Regions from separate parts of the Homo sapiens genome. Here region 1 is linked to region 2. A link is an interaction called in ENCODE POLR2A ChIA-PET data of the cell type or tissue named here. Cell type or tissue: OCI-LY7. All regions are shown on one strand. Links, peaks and the distances in the headings refer to the core of each region. The heading gives the core; the rest is flanking DNA. Region 1 holds the start of LOC105372997 (a long non-coding RNA gene). Region 2 overlaps RNF185 (ring finger protein 185).

Region 1 (9,878 bases), core at 3,259-8,258, 110 kb after region 2:
TGAGTTCCCAAAGATATTTCTACCTGGAGCTTTCTTCTACACTTACCTTAATGGCTCAGTTGGAAGTCAGCCATCACTGCTAAGTGTTCTTAGTTCTATGCAGCATTGGCAGGAGCTTCCCTATTATCCTGATGTTAGTAATAGAAAGTCTGCCCAGTTGTAGCCAGGCTGTTCCCCCTAAAGCAATAGTGGAGCATTTCCACTTTCTAGGATCTTGTCCTTTCCAACACTGAGTGGACTAACCTCTTGTCACTTTCACCAGTCATTAGATTTATGAGAAAATCTCCCCATTCCTAGAGTGGATCTGCTATCAGGCAGCAATCTGCTTTTTGCTCTGAATTTCTGATCTCTTGGATACAGTAGGAGAATCTGCTCCGATGAACATTAAATTAATATATGTAAAGCATTTAGAAGAATGCCTCACACATATTAAGAGTTTCTGCTATTATCATTAATACTATCGTTGTTATTGCCACCATCTAGGATCAGAAGCTAGAGCTTAGCTGAACATCTAATTCTTGCTCTTGTTATTCTGAGTGGTTTAGCAAATCCAATTTATCTGGAAATGGGGCTGAATATGTTTGGTTTCCGCTCAATTTTGTGGCCATTGCCACTTCAAAGAGTTTTCAAAAGGTCAAAATGTTATCATTTTAGTGTTTTTACTTCTTAGGGCTTCAACATCCCCTCTCTGGATTCTTAAGAGACTCTGATCCTGAATCAGTGAAATGGATAATCGAGCAATCTCTGCATGAAAGATGTACATTTTATCCAGTCATCCAGTGTTTAACAAACACCAGCTCAATGTGGGACAGTAATAAATGTCATCGCTAACATTTATTGAGCACCTAGTATGTGCCAGATACTGTTCTAAGTGCTTTATATATACTATCTCATTTATTCTTCATAAAAACCCTATATATAGGCACTGTTATTATCTTCCTTTTACAAATGAAGAAACAATCATAAAGAGGTTAAGTAATTTGCGTAAAGCCACAAAGATAAGTGAAAGAGCTGGGATATGTACCCAGGCAGTCATATCTCATAGCTTTTGCTAGTTACCACCTCACTGTACTGACAGGGAGAACCCTGGATTTAAGAGGCAGAAGTTCGGCTGGGCGCGGTCGCTCACGCCTGTAATCCCAGCACTTTGGGAGGCCGAGGTGGGCAGATCACGAGGTCAGGAGATTGAGACCATCCTGGCTAACACGGTGAAACCCCGTCTCTACTAAAAGTAGAAAAAATTAGCCGGGCGTGGTGGCAGGCGCCTGTAGTCCCAGCTACTTGGGAGGCTGAGGCAGGAGAATGGCGTGAACCTGGGAGGCAGAGCTTGCAGTGAGCTGAGATCACACCACTGCACTCCAGCCTGTCTCAAAAAAAAAAAAAAAAAAAAAAGAGGCAGAAGTCCAATCTGGTCTCAACTCCTCCATTCCATCATTTAACAAGTTGAATGACCTTAGGTATACCTTTCTTGAAACTCAAGTTTCTTTATCTGTAAAATGGATAGGGTAATACGTACTTCACAGGATGGTTGTGAAGACTGTTATGTGCCCTGGACTTCTTAGGCATTCAGTAAATGTTAGCTTCTCTCACTACCCGATTCTAAGCACTACACTGGTGCTCAAGATTGACTAAGAAAGTTGTACCTCCGGCCGGGCGCAGTGGCTCATGGCCGTAATCCCAACACTTTGGGAGGCTGAGACGGGCGGATCACGAGGACAAGAGATCGAGACCATCCCGGTCAACATGGTGAAATCCCGTCTCTACTAAAAATACAAAAATTAGCTGGGCATGGTGATGTGCGCCTGAAATCCCAGCTACTGGGGAGGCTGAGGTAGGAGAATCACTTGAACCCGGGAGGCAGAGGTTGCAGTGAGCCGAGATCGTGCCATTGCACTCCAGCCTGGCGACAGAGCAAGACTCTGTCTCAAAAAAAAAAAAAAACAGAAAAAGTTCTACCTCCTTGTGGTCCCAGTCTGGGATGAAGAGGGAAGAAGAGGACAAATATGGGACCAGGTCATTATGGTATAGTATAAGAAATACCACTTTAGAGGAATATACAGAGAGAAGAATACAGAAAGTTACATTTTCTGAGATGGGGCAAGGAGGAGTTGAAGTTTCAGGGTACCAGTGACATTTGTGTTGGGCATTGAAAAACAGGCTTGGATGGGATGGACAGAAGGCACAAAAGTTTCTGAGCAGAAGAAACAGCATGTGTGCAGGCGCTAAAGTATGGCAGAGCTCAGAGTATGTGTTCTAGTAATGGCTAGAGGTTTGGTATGCAGTTGGGTATTGGAGGTGAGATGGTAACTGAGTAGTAACAAATGAGTTTGCAAAGAGAGGCATTCAAGGCTTCAGATGTCAGTTATGTCCCAGCACCACGAAGACAGTAAAACATAGACATCTTTTAAAAGAAAATTTACCGAAAGTAAATAAATTTAGCAACAAAAACTTTATAAATGCTCTTTTCTATTGAGATACAATTCACATATCATGAAATTCATCATTTTACAGCATACAGTTCAGTAGTTGTTAGTACCTGTGCGTCACTTAACAACAAGGATAGGTTCTGAGAAATGCGTCATGCAAACATCATAGAGTATAATTACACAAACCTAGACGGGACAGCCTACTACATATCTAGGCTATATGGTGTAACCTACTGATCTCAGGCTACAAACCTGTACAGCATCTAACTGTACTAAATACTATAGGCAACTTTAACACAATGATAAGTATTAGTGTATCTAAACATAGAAAAGGTACAGTAAAAATATGGTATTATAATCTTATAGCGGGGATCCCCAAACCCCAGGGCTGTGGCCAGTTAGGAACCCAGTAGCACAGCAGGAGGTGAGCAGCAGGTGAGCAAACATTACCATCTGAGCTCTGCCTCTTGTCAGATCAGTGGTGACATTAGATTCTAATAGGAGTGTGAACCCTATTGTGAACTGCACATGCTAGGGATCTAGGTTGCGCACTCCTTCCAAGAATCTAACTAATGCCTGATGATCTGAGGTGGAACAGTTTCATCCTGAAACCATCCCCCCATCACCCCCAGTCCATGGAAAAATTGTCTTCCATGAAACCAGTCCCTGGTGCCAAAAAGGTTGGGGACCACTGTGTTATAGGACCACTGTCATATATGCGGTCTGTTGACTGAAACATCATTATGTGGCTCATGTCTGTATATTCACAAGGTTGTGTAACCATCACCGCTATCTAATTCCAGAACACTTCATCACCCCAAAAAGAAACGCTGGTACCTGTCTACAGCCATACCACCCTGAACATGTGCAATCTTGTCTGATCTCAGAAGCTAAGCAGGGTTGAGTCTGGTTAGTACTCAGATGGGAGAAACCTAGTACCTGTTGGCAGCCACTCTTCATTTTCCTTTCTCCTCACCCTCTGGCAACCTCTGATCTCCTTCTTTTTTAAATAATAATAATAATAATTATTATTATTATTATTATTATTATTGTTATTATTATTTTGAGACGGAGTCTCGCTCTGTCAGCCAGGCTGGAGTGCAGTGGCATGATCTCGGCTCACTGCAAGCTCCGCCTCCCAGGTTCACGCCATTCTCCTGCCTCAGCCTCCCGAGTAGCTGGGACTACAGGCGCCCGCCAGCGTGCCCGGCTAATTTTTTGTATTTTTAGTAGAGACGGGGTTTCACCACGGTCTCGATCTCCTGACCTTATGATCCACCCACCTTGGCCTCCCAAAGTGCTGGGATTACAGGCGTGAGCCACTGCGCCTGGACTCTTTTTTAAAATTTTTATTATTTTATTTGTTATTGTCCCAAGTGTTCCAAGTAAATACTGATCTCTTTGTATTTCTATGGATATGCCTATTCCAGACATTTTATGTAAATGGAATCATACTATATGCAACCTTTTGTGTCTGGCTTCTTCTACTAAGCATGATGTTTTGAAGGTTCATCTAAGTTGTAGCATGTATCAGCATTTCTTTTTATGGCTGAATAATATTCCTGTGTATGGATGTACCATATTTTGTTTATCTAGTCATCAGTTGGTGGACATTTGAGTTGTTTCCACCTTTTGGCTATTATGAATAATGCTACTATGAATATTCATGTACAGGTTTTTGTTTGATACCTGTTTTCATTTCTTTTGAGTATATACCTAGGAGTGGCATTGCTGGTTATTCTGTGTTTAACTTTTCGAGGAACCATCAAACTATTTTCTTTTCTTTTTCTTTTTTTTTTTTTTTTTGAGATGGAGTCTCGCTCTGTCACCCAGGCTGGAGTGCAGTGATGTGATCTTGGTTCACTGCAATCTCCGCCTCCTGGGTTCAAATGACTCTCCTGCCTCAGCCTCACGAGCAGCTGCGATTACAGGTGTGAGCCACCACACCCGGCTCTACTAAAAATACAAAAATTTGTATTTTTAGTAGAGACAGGTTTTGCCATGTTGGCCAGGCTGGTCTTCATCTCCCAACCTCAGGTGATCCACCCCCCTCAGCTCCCCAAAGTTCTGAGATTGCAGACGTGAGCCACTGTGCCCGGCTGATCAAACTACTTTCCGTATCAGTTTTTCCACATCAAAGTTTAGACAAGATTGGACATGTTCGTGGTGGTATGGCTGTAGTCAGGTACTGGTGGCTGTACCAGTTTACATCCCACCAGCAATGTATGAGGATTCTAATTTTTCCACATCCTTGCCAACAAGGATGTTGTTGATTTTTTTCCTTTTTTATTATGGCCATATTTGTGAGTGCGAAGTAGGATCTCATTGTGGTTTTGATTTGCATTTTCCTAATGACTAATGTGCTTGTTGGCTGTTTGTTTATATTCTTTGAAGAAATGTTTATTGAAGTCCTTTCCCCCATTTTAAAAATCAGGTTGTCTTTTTGTTGTTGAGTTGTAAGAGTTGTTTTTCATTTTTGTTTTTTTTTTTTTTTTTTTTGACAAGGTTTCACTCTGTTGCCCAGGCTGGAGTGCAGTGGCACAATCTTGGCTCACTGCAATCTCTATCTCCCAAGCTGAAGTGATTCTCCTGTCTCAGCCTCCCAAGTAGCTGGGACTACAGGTGCATGCTACAGTGCCCAGCTTATTTTTTGTATTTTTAGTAGAGACGGGGTTTCACCATGCTGCCCAGGCTGGTCTGGAACTCTTGAGCTCAGGTAATTCACCTGCCTCAGCCTCCCAAAGTGCTGGGATTACAGGCGTAAACCACCGCACCCAGCCAAGAGTTTTTTATATACTCTGGTTACTAGACCCTTATCAGATATATGACTTGGAAATATTTTCTGCCAGTCTGTGGGTTGTCTTCTCACTTTCTTGATAGTCCTTTGATGCACAAAGTTGTAAATTTTGATCAACTCAATTGTATCTGTTTTTTCCTTTAGTGTTTTATGCTTCTGATATCCTATTTTGCATGTGGATATCCAGCACTATTTGTTATAGATTAACCTTTCTCCATTGAGTAGTCTTTTTTTTTTTTTTTTTTTTTTTTTTTTTTTTTGAGACAGAGTCTCACTCTATCGCCCAGGCTGGAGTGCAGTGGCACGATCTCTGCTCACTGCAAGCTCCGCCTCCCGGGTTCACGCCATTCTGCCTCAGCCTCCCCAGTAGCTGGGACTACAGGTGCCTGCCACCATGCCCGGCTAATTTTTTGTGTTTTTAGTAGAGATGGGGTTTCACCGTTTTAGCCAGGATGGTCTCGATCTCCTGACCTCGTGATGCACCTGCCTTGGCCTCCCAAAGTGCTGGGATTACAGGTGTGAGCCACCGCGCCCGGCCAGATAGTCTTAATACTCTTGTGGAAAGTCAGTTGACCACAGATGTTTAAGTTTATTTCTGGACTCTCAATTCTGTTCCATACATATATATGTCTATTCTCTACCAGTATGATATATTGTTTTGATTATTTAGCTTTTTGAATGCTCTACTTTTATTACTCCAAATGTGCTTCTGACTTTTAGTACATTTTAGTATATCATGATCATTATTTCATATTTTCCTTTTTTTGATGCAAGTACTTCTGTGTGGATCATTTGCATAATTAGCACACTTGCCATTTAAGGTAATTAAGAAGTGTTTGTTTTATTGCCTTACTGTGCTGTGGTTAGATTTTCCAGGCTCTTATTTTCTGAGTTGTTTTTTACTGTTTTAGAAAGACTTGTTTGCACTATTTCTTCTGGACCCAGACTCATTCACTACTGAGGCCCACTCCCTTGATGTCAAAGAATACTGGCTGCTGTTTTTAGTTCATCCTCACAGAAACTCAGGCTATACCTATCTGCTTCAGCTCAGTGCTGATACTTCCTGCCAGTTGTGGACTGAACTTCTGATGCAGAAAGCCTGCTAAGAAAACCTCTTCCTTGAACCAGAGCTTTCCAGAAGTCAAGAGTGGCACTGGCCTTATGATCTATGATATGCTTTGTTGTAAATTACAATCCCTGAGATGTCATACTGATGAGGAGACACATGGGAAAGAACCTGTCTTTTAAACCTCTTTCATGGTGCCAGAACAAGCATTTATAAGCACTGTTTCCATATGTACTGTACCCTCGTCTTTAGAAAGGAAGAGCCATCAGAAATTATGGGTCTTGTTCAGGGTCATCCAGTGATGTCAGAGTGCTGCCAGGAACAGAATTCATCCCCCACTCCCATGGATTCCTTTGTTGTTATCATTACCAAATGCTCCTTTCCTATTGGTCAACAGAAAATATATCTCAGTATTTTTTCCAAGGGAGGTTTTGAATTTCTTATTCCCTTTTGGGAAATCAAGATGATTTTCCTCTTCCCCAGTTGGATTCTGTACCCATTTCATTAAAGTCCGTGCTAGATTTAATTTTTTTTTTTTTTTTTTTGAGATGGAGTCTTGCTCTGTCACTAAGGCTGGAGTGCAGTGGCTCGATCTCAGCTCAGTGCAACCTCTGCCTCATGGGTTCAAGCGATTCTTGTGCCTCAGCCTCCCAAGTAGCTGGGATTACAGGCATGCACCATACACCTGGCTAATTTTTGTATTTTTGGTAGAGACGAGGTTTTGCCATGTTGGCCAGGCTGGTCTTGAACTCCTGACCTCAGGCGATCCACCCACCTCGGCCTACATAAGTGCCGGGATTACAGGTGTGAGCCAGTGCACCGGGCCTGATTTAATGTTTTATAACAAAACTCTCTAGTCTTTGTGCCTACTGAAAATTGTTATGAACTAAATGAGTTTAAATTTGCACAAGGTAGAATTTTGTTTCAGTGATGAAAGTAGATGGTTTCAGGTTGATTTCATTAACCCACTTTTTTCTGTTTTTTTTTTTTTTTGAGACAGAGTCTCACTCCTCTGTCACCCAGGCTGGAGTGCAGTGGCATACTCACGCCTCACTGCCGCCTCAACCTCCTGTGCTCAAGCGATTCTCCCACCTCACCCTCCCGAGTAGCTCAGACTACAGGTGAGTGCCACCATGCCCAGGTAATTTTTTTGTATTTTTTGTAGAGACAGGGTTTTGCCATGTTGTCCAGACTGGTCTCAAACTCCAGGCTCAAGCAATCCACTGGACTTGGCCTCCCAAAGTGCTGGGATTAAAGGCATGAGTGACCACACCTGGCCATTAACCCACATTTAAGATCCCAATTTCCAACTCTCCATTCCCCATTCCCCCAGCCCCTGGAAACCATCATTCTACTCTCTGACTCTATAGTATGAATTTGACTACTCGAGGTATGGCATATAAGTGGGATCATACAGTATTTGTTTTTTGTGACTGGCTAATTTTACTTAGCATAATGTCCTCAAGGTTTATCTATGTTGTAGCACGTGTCAGAATATCCTCCCTTTTTATTTGTATTTTTTTTATTCGAGACATGGTCTCACTCTGTCACCCAGGCTGGAGTGCAGTAGCACAATCTTAGCTCATTGCAACCTCTGCCTCAGCTATCCTCCTGCCTCAGCCTCCCAAGGAGCTAGGACCACAGGTGTGCACCACCACGTCTGGCTTTTTTTTTTTTTTTTTTTTTGAGATGGAGTCTCGCTCTGTCACCCAGGCTGGAGTGCAGTGGCGCGATTTTGGCTCATTGCAACCTCTGCCTCCCGGGTTCAAGCAATTCTTCTGCCTCAGCCTCCCAAGTAGCTGGGATTACAGGGGTGTGCCACCACACCCGGCTAATTTTTTATATTTTTGGTAGAGACGGGGTTTCATCATGTTGGCCGGGCTGTTCTCAAACTCCTCACCTAGTGATCCGCCTGCCTCAGCCCCCCAAAGTGCTGGGATTACAGGCCTGAGCCACTGCGCCCAGCCCACGTCCGGCTATTTTTTTGTATTTTTAGTAGAGGTGGGGCCTCGCCATGTTGCCCAGGCTGGTCTTGAACTCCTGAGCTCAAGCAGTCTGGTCACCTCTGCATCCCAAAGTGCTGGGATTACAGGCTTGAGCCACTGCACTCAGCCTTTCCGTCCTTTTTTTTTTTTTTTTTTTTTTTGAGAGGGAGTCTCACTCTGTCGCCCAGGATGGAGTGCAGTGGTGCGATCTCGGCTTACTGCAAGCTCCGCCTCCCGGGGAGGTTCAAGCGATTCTCATGCCTCAGCCTCCCGAGTAGCAGGGACTACAGGTGCCCGCCACCACGCCTGGCTAATTTTTTTTGTATTTTTAGTAGAGACGGGGTTTCACCGTGTTAGCCAGGATGATCTCCATCTCCTGACCTTGTGATCCACCCACCTCGGCCTCTCAAAGTGCTGGGATTACAGGCATGAGCCACTGTGCCTGGCCCTTTCCTTCCTTTTAAAGCTAATAATATGTCATTGTATACCATCTTTTGTTTATCCATTCACCCACTGATGGACACTTGGGTTGTTTCTACCTTTTGGCTATTGTGAATAATGTTGCTGTGAATATGGGTAGACAAATACCTCTTTGAGACCCTGTTTTCAATTCCTTTGAGTATATACCAGAACTAGAATGGCTGGATCATATGATAATTTGAATTTTAATTTTTTTAGAAACCACCATACCATTTTCCAGTAGTGGTACTATTTTACATTGCTACCAACAGTGCATAAAGGTTCCAATTTCTCCACATCCTCACCAACTCTTATGTTTTGATAATAGCCATCCTAATGGGTGTGTAGAAGTACAGTGAATATATATTTTAAAGAACCTTGAGTCATAACCCAACTCATATTTTCTGTACAGACCTTTTAAATAATTATAACATATTTGATGTGCATTCAATAAATTTTTATTGAATCCTGGCTACATTCCAGGATTCAAATATGAAATAGGCACAGTCCCTGCCCTCATGAATAACATAGATAAGGAGCCCCTATGAAATAACTTATAGCCATTGTACCCCTATCTAAAGGATCAGGACCATAAGCTCTAGCAACATATCTGAGAGAAGGGGACGGGAGAGAAAACATCCACAGCTTTGGTGTGTTCTGAACTCTTTAGGAATTTTGCATGGGCAAATCTGCTCAGTTTTCTCCCATAGCAAATAGGGTGTCCTGTGTGAAACTTGGCTACAGTGGTTATTGACTAAGTTGTTGAGAAAGAGATATATATTAGCTTTCCCTATGGAAATTTAAAAACATGCACAAAAGTAAAGAAAGTAATATAATAAATCACCAAATACCTGTCACCCAGTTTGTGGAATCATCAACACATACCCAGTCTTCTTTCATACCCACCCCCACTCACTCCCTCTTACCACTAGATTATTTTGAAACAAAGTCAGTATATTATTCAAGTTTTCATTTTCTACTTGTTCTTGATGCTGTTTCGCTTAGATACTGGGGTGTGTGCTCTAATTTTGACTTCTTTTAGCAGTCTTATTGTGTACAGTATTCTTTCTCTGAGAGAGAGTTTTGTTTTGTTTTGTTTTGTTTGTATTGATAGAATCACAGTGTTTTCCAGCCTTAAACTCTCT
Region 2 (9,878 bases), core at 2,625-7,624:
TCACAAGTGTGCAGAGCCCTGTGAAAGAGCATTTCTGCAACCTGGGAAGCAGGATATGTAGCAGGAGAGGCTCCAGGGAGCAGGGTTGCTGCATCAGTGATGTATAAAGCATGGCGGGAGGGGAAACAGGATCTGGGTGACTTTGTGGAGTTTGGGATTTCTAGAAATGGAGATGTGCATGGGTCCAGCATTCAACAAACACAAGTATTGAGAGCCCTTCATGGTCTGGCATCCCCAAGCTCTCCAGAAGAATCTCTTACCTTTATCCAGCTACCCTAGCATATGCTGTGTACCCGACATATTAGACTTTCTCTTAAAGGGACTTGCTCTTTCACATTTATCAGCCTGTGTATTTGCTCTCTCTTCTGCCTTCTTCCCTCCCCAGTCCTGCTCAAGCTACCCCTCTACCCCCACCTGCTCCTCTAACTTCTACTCATCTCTTATGAGCAGCCCTAAAGTTCCCTCTTCCTTGAAGTGGTCTGTCTTCTTCACATTAGTTGCTCTCACCCAGTTCCCACCACAGTGTCATATGACTGGCTTTATCCCCCTTGAAACCATGAACACTTCAAGGGTTGGGTCTGTCATCAGTATTACAGCATCCTGCATAATGCTTATTGTATAACTAAGCCCTCAATTGAGTATTCATGGGTTGAGTGATTTGAGGGGGTGAGACTCAAAAATAATAGCATTGGGTATTTGCCCAAGAATAGTAGGAGATAGAGCTGAAGTTAATAGGGGAAGGTCAGAGAAACCATGAACCTCAGCCCTTACTGCTGACAACCCACCCTCTGTTCCAGTATGGATTTGGGATTTCTGTTATCTGTAACAGGCCCAGGGAAGGCATCTGGCCATGATTCCTAACCGATCTGAGTCAGGATCTCTGTAAGAGGAGTAGGCTGTAGTGCAATCTGGTGAATATCTCATAACGAGTTGATTTTCTCCCTGGTTCTCTATACACGTGGGAAGAACAGTTGCAGGTAGAATGAAGAGTTCGTATTTGGAGAATTAATCTGGCATAAGTTCATGTCCTGGACAAGAAAGAGGCTATGGCCCTGACCCTGTTGGTAAAGAGCTCCAGGTCCTCACAGGGAGCAACTCAAAGCAATTTGTAATAGACTTATTTTACACCATTTCTGTTTCAGAGAGAAGACCCCTCCTCGTCCTCAAGGACAGAGGCCAGAGCCGGAGAATAGAGGGGTGAGGAACATTCTAGGAGAAGCTTCTACAAATGAGCTGATGGCTTTAGAAGTTTCCTTCTTAGCCTTACAATTTTTCTCCTTGATTATAAAAGTAAAGGAAAACTTGTAAAATACAGAAAGGAAAAGAGGGGGAAAAAAATCACTTATAACCACACCAATCCAGAGGTAACCACTGGAAACATTTTGGTTCTATTTTCTTTTCCATTTTTCTATAATTATATATACACACAAATTTTACAAATCTGTGCGTGTATTTTACAGATGTGTGTATACTTTTTACAGTTTTTGTTTTTTGTTTTTTACAATATGTGGCTCCTGTTTTGTAACCCTCTCTTAAAATTTCATTTGTTCTACAGATACTTAGTACCTTCTTTGTGTGAGTGGGAGTCTTTTAGTATTATCTTGAGATTTTACATTGCCAGCAATATTTTACTAACTAGCTGTTTAGCATTTAGTTGTGTGGATTTAACATAATTCAATCCTTTGTTAGACATTAGCGGCTTTCTTTTTCCAAGTTAAAAAAAATCCTGATGAACTTACAGATAAATTTGTGAGCATGTTCATTATTATTTTATTAGGATAAGACAGGGTCTCACTCTGTAGCCCAGGCTGGAGTGCAGTGGTGTGATCACAGTTCACTGTAGCCTCGACCTCCTGGGCTCAGTCTACCTCAGCCTCCCATGTAGCTGGGACCACAGGTGCACGGCACCATGCCCAGCTAGTTTTTTGAGTTTTTTTTTGTCTTTCTTTTTTTTGTTTTGTTTTGTTTGGGTAGAAACAAGGTCTCACTATGTTGCCCAGGCTGGTCTCTAACTCCTGGGCTCAAGCAATCCTCCCACCTCAGCCTCCCAAAGTGTTAGGATTACAGGCGTGAACCACTGTACCTGGCTTAGGATAAATTCTTAGAAGTAAGATTACTGGCTAAAAAAAAATTGCACATTTGTCTCTAGTGGTCTAGTGGCTAGGAACAAAAACATTTACATTTTTTGCATATTTACATCAAATGTTACTCTTAAAAAAATTCTGTTAAAATGTTAAAGAAATTTTAAAAGCAAAATATTTACCCACCATTGCCAAGAGCCCAGAACAAGTATATTCTCATATCCTCATGTTCTCTTCATCTGTAGGCTGTGCATATGTATTTTTATGTAGCCATCACCATTCTGTTTGCTTTAAAATTTAATTTTGGCAGGTTTTCCATGATGCTCTGAAGTGTCCTCTTTATTATTTAGGCTGCCATTTATCCTATTGAGTTTTTTATTATTTTTTATTTTTCCATGCTATTGCTGGGAACCCATTGAGTTTTGGTTCATTGTAATTTGGGTTTTCCTCATCGAAGGACCTTTTAGTTGTTTCCCCATTTTGCTGTTTAAATAATGCTACAATAACCATCTTTGCACACTTTTTTTTTTTTTTTTTTTTTTGAGATGAAGTTTCACTCTTGTTGCCCAACTGGAGTGTAGTAGTGCGATCTCGGCTCACCACAGCCTCTGCCTCCCGGGTTTAAACAATTCTTCTGCCTCAGCCTCCAGAGTAGCTGGGATTATAGGCATGGGCCACCATGCCCAGCTAATTTTTGTATTTTTAGTAGAGACGAGGTTTCTCCATGTTGGTCAGGCTGGTCTCGAACTCCCAAGCTCAGATGATCCGCCCTCCTTGGCCTCCCAAAGTGCTGGGATTACAGGCGTGAGCCACCGCGCACTGCCACTTTCTTTTTTTTTTTTTTTTTTTTTTTTTTTGAGTTTGAATAATGGCATTTTATTAGGATTTCCAGGAGTAGGATTATTGAGTCAGGGATCTTGAAAGAAATTAAGGTTCTCGGCTGGGCGTGGTGGCTCACACCTGTAATCTCAGCACTTTGGGAGGCTGAGGCGGGTGGATCACCTGAGGTCAGGAATTCGAGACCAGCCTGACCAATATGGTGAAACCCTGTCTCTGCTTTCTTAAAAACATAAAAATTAGCCGGGTGTGGTGGCATGTGCCTGTAGTCCCAGCTACTCGGGAGGCTGAAACAGGAGAATCACTTGAACTCGGGAGGCAGAGGTTGCAGTGAGCTGAGATCACACCACTGCACTCCAGCCTTGGCGACAGAGCAAGACTCTGTCTCAAAAAAAAAAAAAAAGAAAGAAAGAAATTAAGGTTCTCTTCTCCGGATTACCCTTAATAATAATACTAGCAGTGAACACTTGTTGAATGGTTACTATATGGAAATAACTATATGTTAAGAGCTTTATATGCATGATCTCATTTAAGCCTCACATCAACTCATTTAACGGAGGAGGAAACTGAGGCCCAGATAGGTAAAGTGATCTGTCCAGGGCCACACGTACAGTGCTGAAACCCAGATCTGGCTGGTATTGAAGTCTCTGCTCTTGACCACCAGGTGACACCACTTTAACATTCCTAGGTTTTGGTTTCCTACAGAGCATTAGCAACTAATGCAGGAATCAGAGGCCCCCAGAAGCCAGAGGCCCTGGCCTTGTTGACCAAAGTGCATACCTCTAGCATTTATAAGCACCTGCAGCTACTAGCGATGTTTTTTTGCATACTCTGGCCCAGGAACATAATCCCACCAAATGTATGGACTGGTGAGATCATAAAGATGTTGCTAGAAGGGAAGCAGAACGGTTAGTCCTCAGGATTGCACTGAATGAATCTGTGGTTCCTGATGAAACAATTGCACCTTCCCAAGTAAGGCAGCCTCAGTCCCAGGAGCCATTAGATTCAACCATGAACTGAGTAGGAGGCATTTTGTATTGAGGAGATGGAAACTCTTTGTTTTCCCTCCCTTTAGGTTTGCCCTCTCATTAAGTCAGCTGTTAGGCTTTATAGGTGATGCCATCTGGCAAGAAGTTTGGAACTAGATGCCAGGCTGATCAGTGTGTGATGGAGAGCAGCTATTTTTGTGACTTGCAAAAAACTCATAAATGAAGGCCATTGAGCTCTTTGTGAAGAGCATTTGACCCAATAGTCTGTCTGCTTTTTATTATTTTTAAAATCATTTGTTCTAAACCTCTCATCAGGGGTGCAGGGGAAGAGAAAAAAATATTTGAAAGATGCGCACAGTAATTAAGAGCATGAAGGCCGGGCACAGTGGCTCTGGCCTCTAATCCCAGCACTTTGGGAGGCTGAGGTGGGAGGATCACTTGAGCCCAGGAGTTTGAGACCAGCCTGAGCAACAAAGTGAGACCCTATCTGTACAAAAAATTTAAAAATTAGCAAAGCATGGAGGGGTACACCTGTGGTCCCAGCTACTCAAGAGGCTGAGATGGGAGCATTGCTTGAGCCTGGGAGGTTGAGTCTACAGTGAGCCATGATTGCACCATTGCACTCCAGGCTTGGTGACAGAGCGAGACCCTGTCTCAAAAAAAAAGAAAAGAAAAAGAAAAGCATGTGTTTTCAGATCAAATTGACCTAGTTTTAGATCTAAACTGTACTCCTTGGTCAAGTTATTTCACCTCTCCAAGCCTCAGTTTGGTCATCTGTGAAATGCAGATGAAGCCAATGTAAAAATTAAACATGATTTATATGTCCTAGTGCTTAACATGGTGCCTAGCACAGAGCTCACGCTTTAAAAAAGGGAGTTATTTATTCACAGTATTGTTCCTGCTGAATCTTTTCATGTGAAAGATGATGCAGTGTAGAACATGCACATGGAAAGAAAACTGAGGGTGATATACCAAACTGCTGATAGTGGTTATTTCAGAGGTAAAGTGGAGTGGCTGCGAAGTGGGAAGGTGAATAGAAGATCTCTGACTCTGTCAATTATTTCTGTAATATGTGAGTTTCTTATAGCAAGTATATATTACTTTTATAACCAGAAAACATTATAGTGTTTTAAAATGTAAAAATTCTATGTAACAGTATTAAAAGAAATTTTAATCCGTAACTTGTCCATATACCTACATATTGTCATGTAGTTGTGACCACAGTGTTCAAACAATTTTGTCTGATAACTTGGTCACAAGAGTTGTTCAGTGTTACCGCTTAAGTCAGGGTAATGGTTCTTTGAATGCATGTATCAAGATTTTGATCATGACTTCCATTGTTGGCTAATTAGAGTTTCAACATTTTTGCTATTAAAGATAATGTGTAGCTTGTTTGATGTTCCCTTGGGCACAGGGGTGGCTGTCAATATTGCTCCTATAAAGCATGTAGAAGGTGTTACTAGCTAATGTGGGACTATGGAAAATATCCTCAAGCCCTGTGAGTGCTGACTTATGTCAGCAGAGTGTTTCACACTGGGTCAGAGCCAGTCCTTTTTGGCCCATTCATAGATTCTTAGCTGGAAGCTAAGGCTAAAAGGGCAGAGGGCTTGCCAGAGTTCCTCTACTTCAGGGTATATATGGGAGGAAAAGCTGTCCCCCACCTTCGAAACATGTGGCACAAGGTAGGGAGAAGAGGCAGGTGCCACATGCAAGACAACGTGAGGTATGTTGAGTTTTGACAGGCACAGGAGAAACCTGCCTGATTCTCCTGCCCTTAATTGCCTTTCTTCCACACAGGGATTTCAAGGATTTGGATTTGGAGATGGTGGCTTCCAGATGTCTTTTGGAATTGGGGCATTTCCCTTTGGGATATTTGCCACAGCATTTAATATAAATGATGGGCGGCCTCCTCCAGGTAAGACCCTATTTCCTTGAGAAATTAGGAAGATATCTTAGTAATATTGCTTGAAAGCTCCTTGGAATTCAGCAGTATATAAGTTACAGATAATTGTCACTACATGGATAATCAGCCTTTTCAAAATATCTTAAGCTGTTTTTAGATCACTTACAGACATGGTAACAATGCTGAGCACTTACCAACTATTAGGCATGCATATATATAGCACTTTCCATTCCAAGCTCAGGGGATCATCACAACCACCCTATGGAACAGGTGTGTGATTAGCTGCGTTTAACAGATCAGAAAATGCTCAGTAATGTTACCAAGACATACCCCATGTCTATAAAATGGAAAACTGTAAGTGATACTCAGCTGAGGAAAAGCCTAGTTCTGCACATTTACTTCCCACTTTGACCATTTGGGGGCCTGGAAATGTGAGATGACCCATAAGGAGTGAAGGCATCTCCATTCTCTGGCATCTCTGTCTAGCTTCCTTCAGGACACAACATGAGGCTGGTCAGAAGCAGCCTCAGCCCTGTGGGAACCATGCCTAGGTCTACCAACTGCTGCTGCAGTTCTCCCTCCTACTGCTTGAAAGTGCCATCCGCATTCGGTATAGAGCCCTTGCTCTATAGGTGCAAGCCACCTCTATGAGGTGGGTGCCTTGAACTCTTATCACAGTCTGACACCCAAGCCAAGATCCTTACTGTGGAGCCTGCAGAGATGCCATGATCGGTTGAGCTCTGCCTGCACTTGTTGGAGCTTCATGTGCACTGGACACAGCATATGGTACAGAAGTGACCATTGTGTGGTTCACGCCAAGAGCTTATGCCCTAAAGATGGTAACTGGGTCATCCCAGTTATTCTCATCCCCACCCTGGTCCTTGGTACACAGCAGGTGATCTATAAGTCTTTCTTGACTGCCTGCCTGCCTGCCTGTCTGTCTTCGTGAATCCATCAGAGCATCTAGCTGAGGAATCTCAGCACCAAGATATCTTGGGAATGCCTTTTTTTTTTTTTTTTTTTTTTTGAGATGGAGTCTCGCTCTGTCCCCCAGGCTGGAGTGCAGTGGCACAATCTCGGCTCACTGCAAGTTCCACCTCCCAGGTTTACGCCATTCTCCTGCCTCAGCCTCCCGAGTAGCTGGGACTACAGGCGCCTGCCACCACGCCTGGCTAATTTTTTTGTATTTTTTTGTAGAGACAGGGTTTCACTGTGTTAGCCAGGATGGTCTCGATCTCCTGACCTCGTGATCCGCCCGCCTGGGCCTCCCAATGTGCTGGGATTACAGGCGTGAGCCACCGCGCCCGGCCCTGGGGATGCCCTTTCTTACTTTATCTGCCTTGAAGGTTTATCCTCTGTTCACATTTGTTTTTCAGAGGAAGTATACCCCAAAAGATAGGGTGTACTCTGCCCTGAAGAAAGGGCAAATTCCTGTGAAGCCAGCAAGAACCTGCCTGATAGCTTGCATCCTTCTAACCTGGTCGAAGGCTAACCTTGGATTCCCCAGCTAAGCAGAGTTCCACAGCCAGGCTAGACTCTGGATTACTTTATCCCCCTGCCACAGTCACAGTTTTCCCTTGTCATGCTTGGTACAATTTGCCCATCCTGGACACAGATTCTTTTATCCTCCTTCCCCCAAAGTCAGGACAGGGAGCTCTAAATGGTAGCTTTTCCTAAAGCAGAGAGGAGTGGAGACTTAGGTTCTCACCCCAGTTCTGCCTCTACCTTGAAAAACAAGTCATTTTGCCTGTCTGGATCCTAGTTCTCTTCTGGAAAAGGAAGGCAATCCCTGTGGGGCCCTTGAGAGGCAGTGTGTGGAGAGGCTGCAGAGCTCTGCCACTAATTTCTGAGCCTTTCAATCTTGAACAGGTCACCTCAAACCTATGTTTCAGCTGCTTCCTACTCAAAATGGAAATAATAATATCCACCAAATAATAACATGTACAAAACACTTAGCAGATAGAAGATACTTAACAAATAGTAGGCTTGCTTTCATTATTTCCTGCAAGAGTTTCCTGTTAATCACCTGGTTTATTTGCATGTGCAGGCCAAACCTTTTATGATAAATTGGACCGTGTCTTGTCCTTATTGTTATTGTTCCACATAGTTTCATTTTGCCTGATATTATTTGGGGTTTAGAAATTTTTTTTGGCTGGGCGCGATGGCTCATGCCTGTAATGCCAACGCTTTGGGAGGCTGAGGTGGGCGGATCATCTGAGGTCAGGAGTTTGAGACCAGCCTGGCTAACATGGTGAAACCCTGTTCCTACTAAAAATACAAAAAAAAAATTAGCCGGGTGTGGTGGTGCGTGCCTGTAATCCCAGCTACTCAGGAGGCTGAGGCAGCAGAATCGCTTGAACCTAGGAGGTGGAGGTTGCAGTGAGCCGAGATCGTGCCATTGCACTCCAGCCTGGGCAACAAGAGCAAAACTCCACCTCAAAAAGAAAAAAAAAAAAAAAGGCCAGGCATGGTGGCTCATGCCTGTAATCCCAGCACTTTTGGAGGCTGAGGCAGGCGGATCACAAGGTCAGGAGTTCGAGACCAGCCTGACCAACATGGTGAAACCCCGTCTCTACTAAAAATACAAAAATTAGCCAGGCTTGGTGGCGCACACCTGTAATCCCAGCTACTTAGGAGGCTGAGGCAGGAGAATCGCTTGAACCTGGGAAGCGGAGGTTGCAGTGAGCTGAGATCGTGCCACTGCACTCTAGCCTGGGCAACAGAGCGAGACTACATTTCAAAAAAAAAAAAAAGAAATCTTTTTGTGTGTAGGATTCTGATGTTGTAAAGAGATAAAGATTGATGCTGTCAACTTCTGGCCTGAGTGGGCAGTGTGCATAGCTGCAGTGTTCTAATAGCCTGTTTTCTCCTTTCTGTCTCTCCAGCTGTCCCTGGGACACCCCAGTATGTGGACGAGCAGTTCCTGTCACGCCTCTTCCTATTTGTGGCCCTGGTGATCATGTTCTGGCTCCTGATTGCCTAATGCTGGGCTCCTGCCTACATCCGTGGCAGGGCTCTGGACTGGTGACGTGCCACCCCAACTCCTGGTGTTTGGCTTCCTGGCTAATCTTGACTCCTGGAATCAGTGGGATCAGTAACACATCAAGGAGTCTTGTTTCTTCATCAGAGCTTTGGAACTCGAGACCAGTTGGCGATGACCCCTGAATATCGCCACCGCTGTAAACACTCTATAACTTCAGGCCTTGGCATTGAGTCATCTCTCATGGGTGACACCATGAAATCTTGTTTCAGCCAGTTCTGCAGGTCCTGACTCTGCAGAGGGAAGAGGCAGAAAGAGAGAAACTGTCAGAGTATAATTTCACCTGAGTTTAATATTACAGAAACAAAGGGATGCACCAAATGGTATTTCTGGAAATTTTCATGTCTTTAAATACCCCTTGGTAAGTTGCTTCTGAAGCCAGTGGGGGCTCCTCAGATAGAGAGGTTCCCCTTTCAAATCCCAGTGCCGCTCTGTTCTCTTTCCTTCCCCTCCCACTCCCCCTCTTCTTCCTCTGTAGAGATGCAAGAAATTGCTGTCCCATAAAAATCATAATTGCAGTAGCTAAAGCTGGGGTCACTTCGTGAATTCACCAGAGACTCAAAGATCTTTTATTGGCTCTGGGCTGTGCTCAGTGTCTTTGGCCTCAGAGAACAACTTGAATGACTTCCTGGTTTCCTGGCATAAATTATTCCTGGTGAGACATGTGGCTTAACTCACAGGTTTCCCATCAGCTTTCTCCCTAAAACTATGTTCATCTGCCTCTCTCTGCCAGAGAACATACAGCCGAGAATACTGCCGAAGCTGAGACTGACTACTGTGCATTAGGAAAGACCTGGAGTCAGGACTTTGGTGGGATTTGGAGCTCCGAGGCAGTAATAACTGAACAAGCAGCCCTGTCCCCTAGGCTGCAGAAGCTTGAATGCATCCTCTCCCAGAACCTGCCACAGGAAACTGGGGGCTTTGTCAGGTCAGCCCAACTGCATGCAAAAGACCACCATCCTCAGAAGCCAAGTTGTCTTTTATGAAGAGGCAAGGAAAGGGGAAACCCACATGTGACCCTGATTTTG

The links. ChIA-PET counts read pairs that join two places held together with the same protein. Peaks named below come from ENCODE experiments on the same cell type or tissue, not always from the same donor. Only the 100,000 strongest peaks of a DNase experiment are listed, where the experiment ranks them.
Region 1: POLR2A ChIA-PET joins it to region 2 with 6 read pairs; 14 of 35 experiments call an interaction of 5 or more read pairs at or near these places.

What each region holds. Positions count from the first base shown.
Region 1 is chr22:31,302,139-31,312,016 of GRCh38, forward strand. LOC105372997 (a long non-coding RNA gene) reads right to left here and starts at 648. Exons shown (of 4, transcript XR_001755493.3): 1 at 1-648. It also overlaps the pseudogene RNA5SP496. RefSeq lists an enhancer at 4,569-4,628. In OCI-LY7, for the core only: no CTCF peak of the experiment used is centred there; a DNase peak (open chromatin) is centred at 6,273; H3K4me3 peaks cover 931 bases; H3K27ac peaks cover 1,052 bases.
Region 2 is chr22:31,195,794-31,205,671 of GRCh38, forward strand. It overlaps RNF185 (ring finger protein 185), which reads left to right. Exons shown (of 7, transcript NM_152267.4): 5 at 1,143-1,197; 6 at 5,705-5,822; 7 at 8,696-9,878. The coding sequence ends at 8,793. Among named protein-coding and RNA genes, the nearest start is that of LIMK2, 12 kb to the right of the region's middle. In OCI-LY7, for the core only: a CTCF peak has its summit at 3,580 (motif pointing right); no DNase peak of the experiment used is centred there.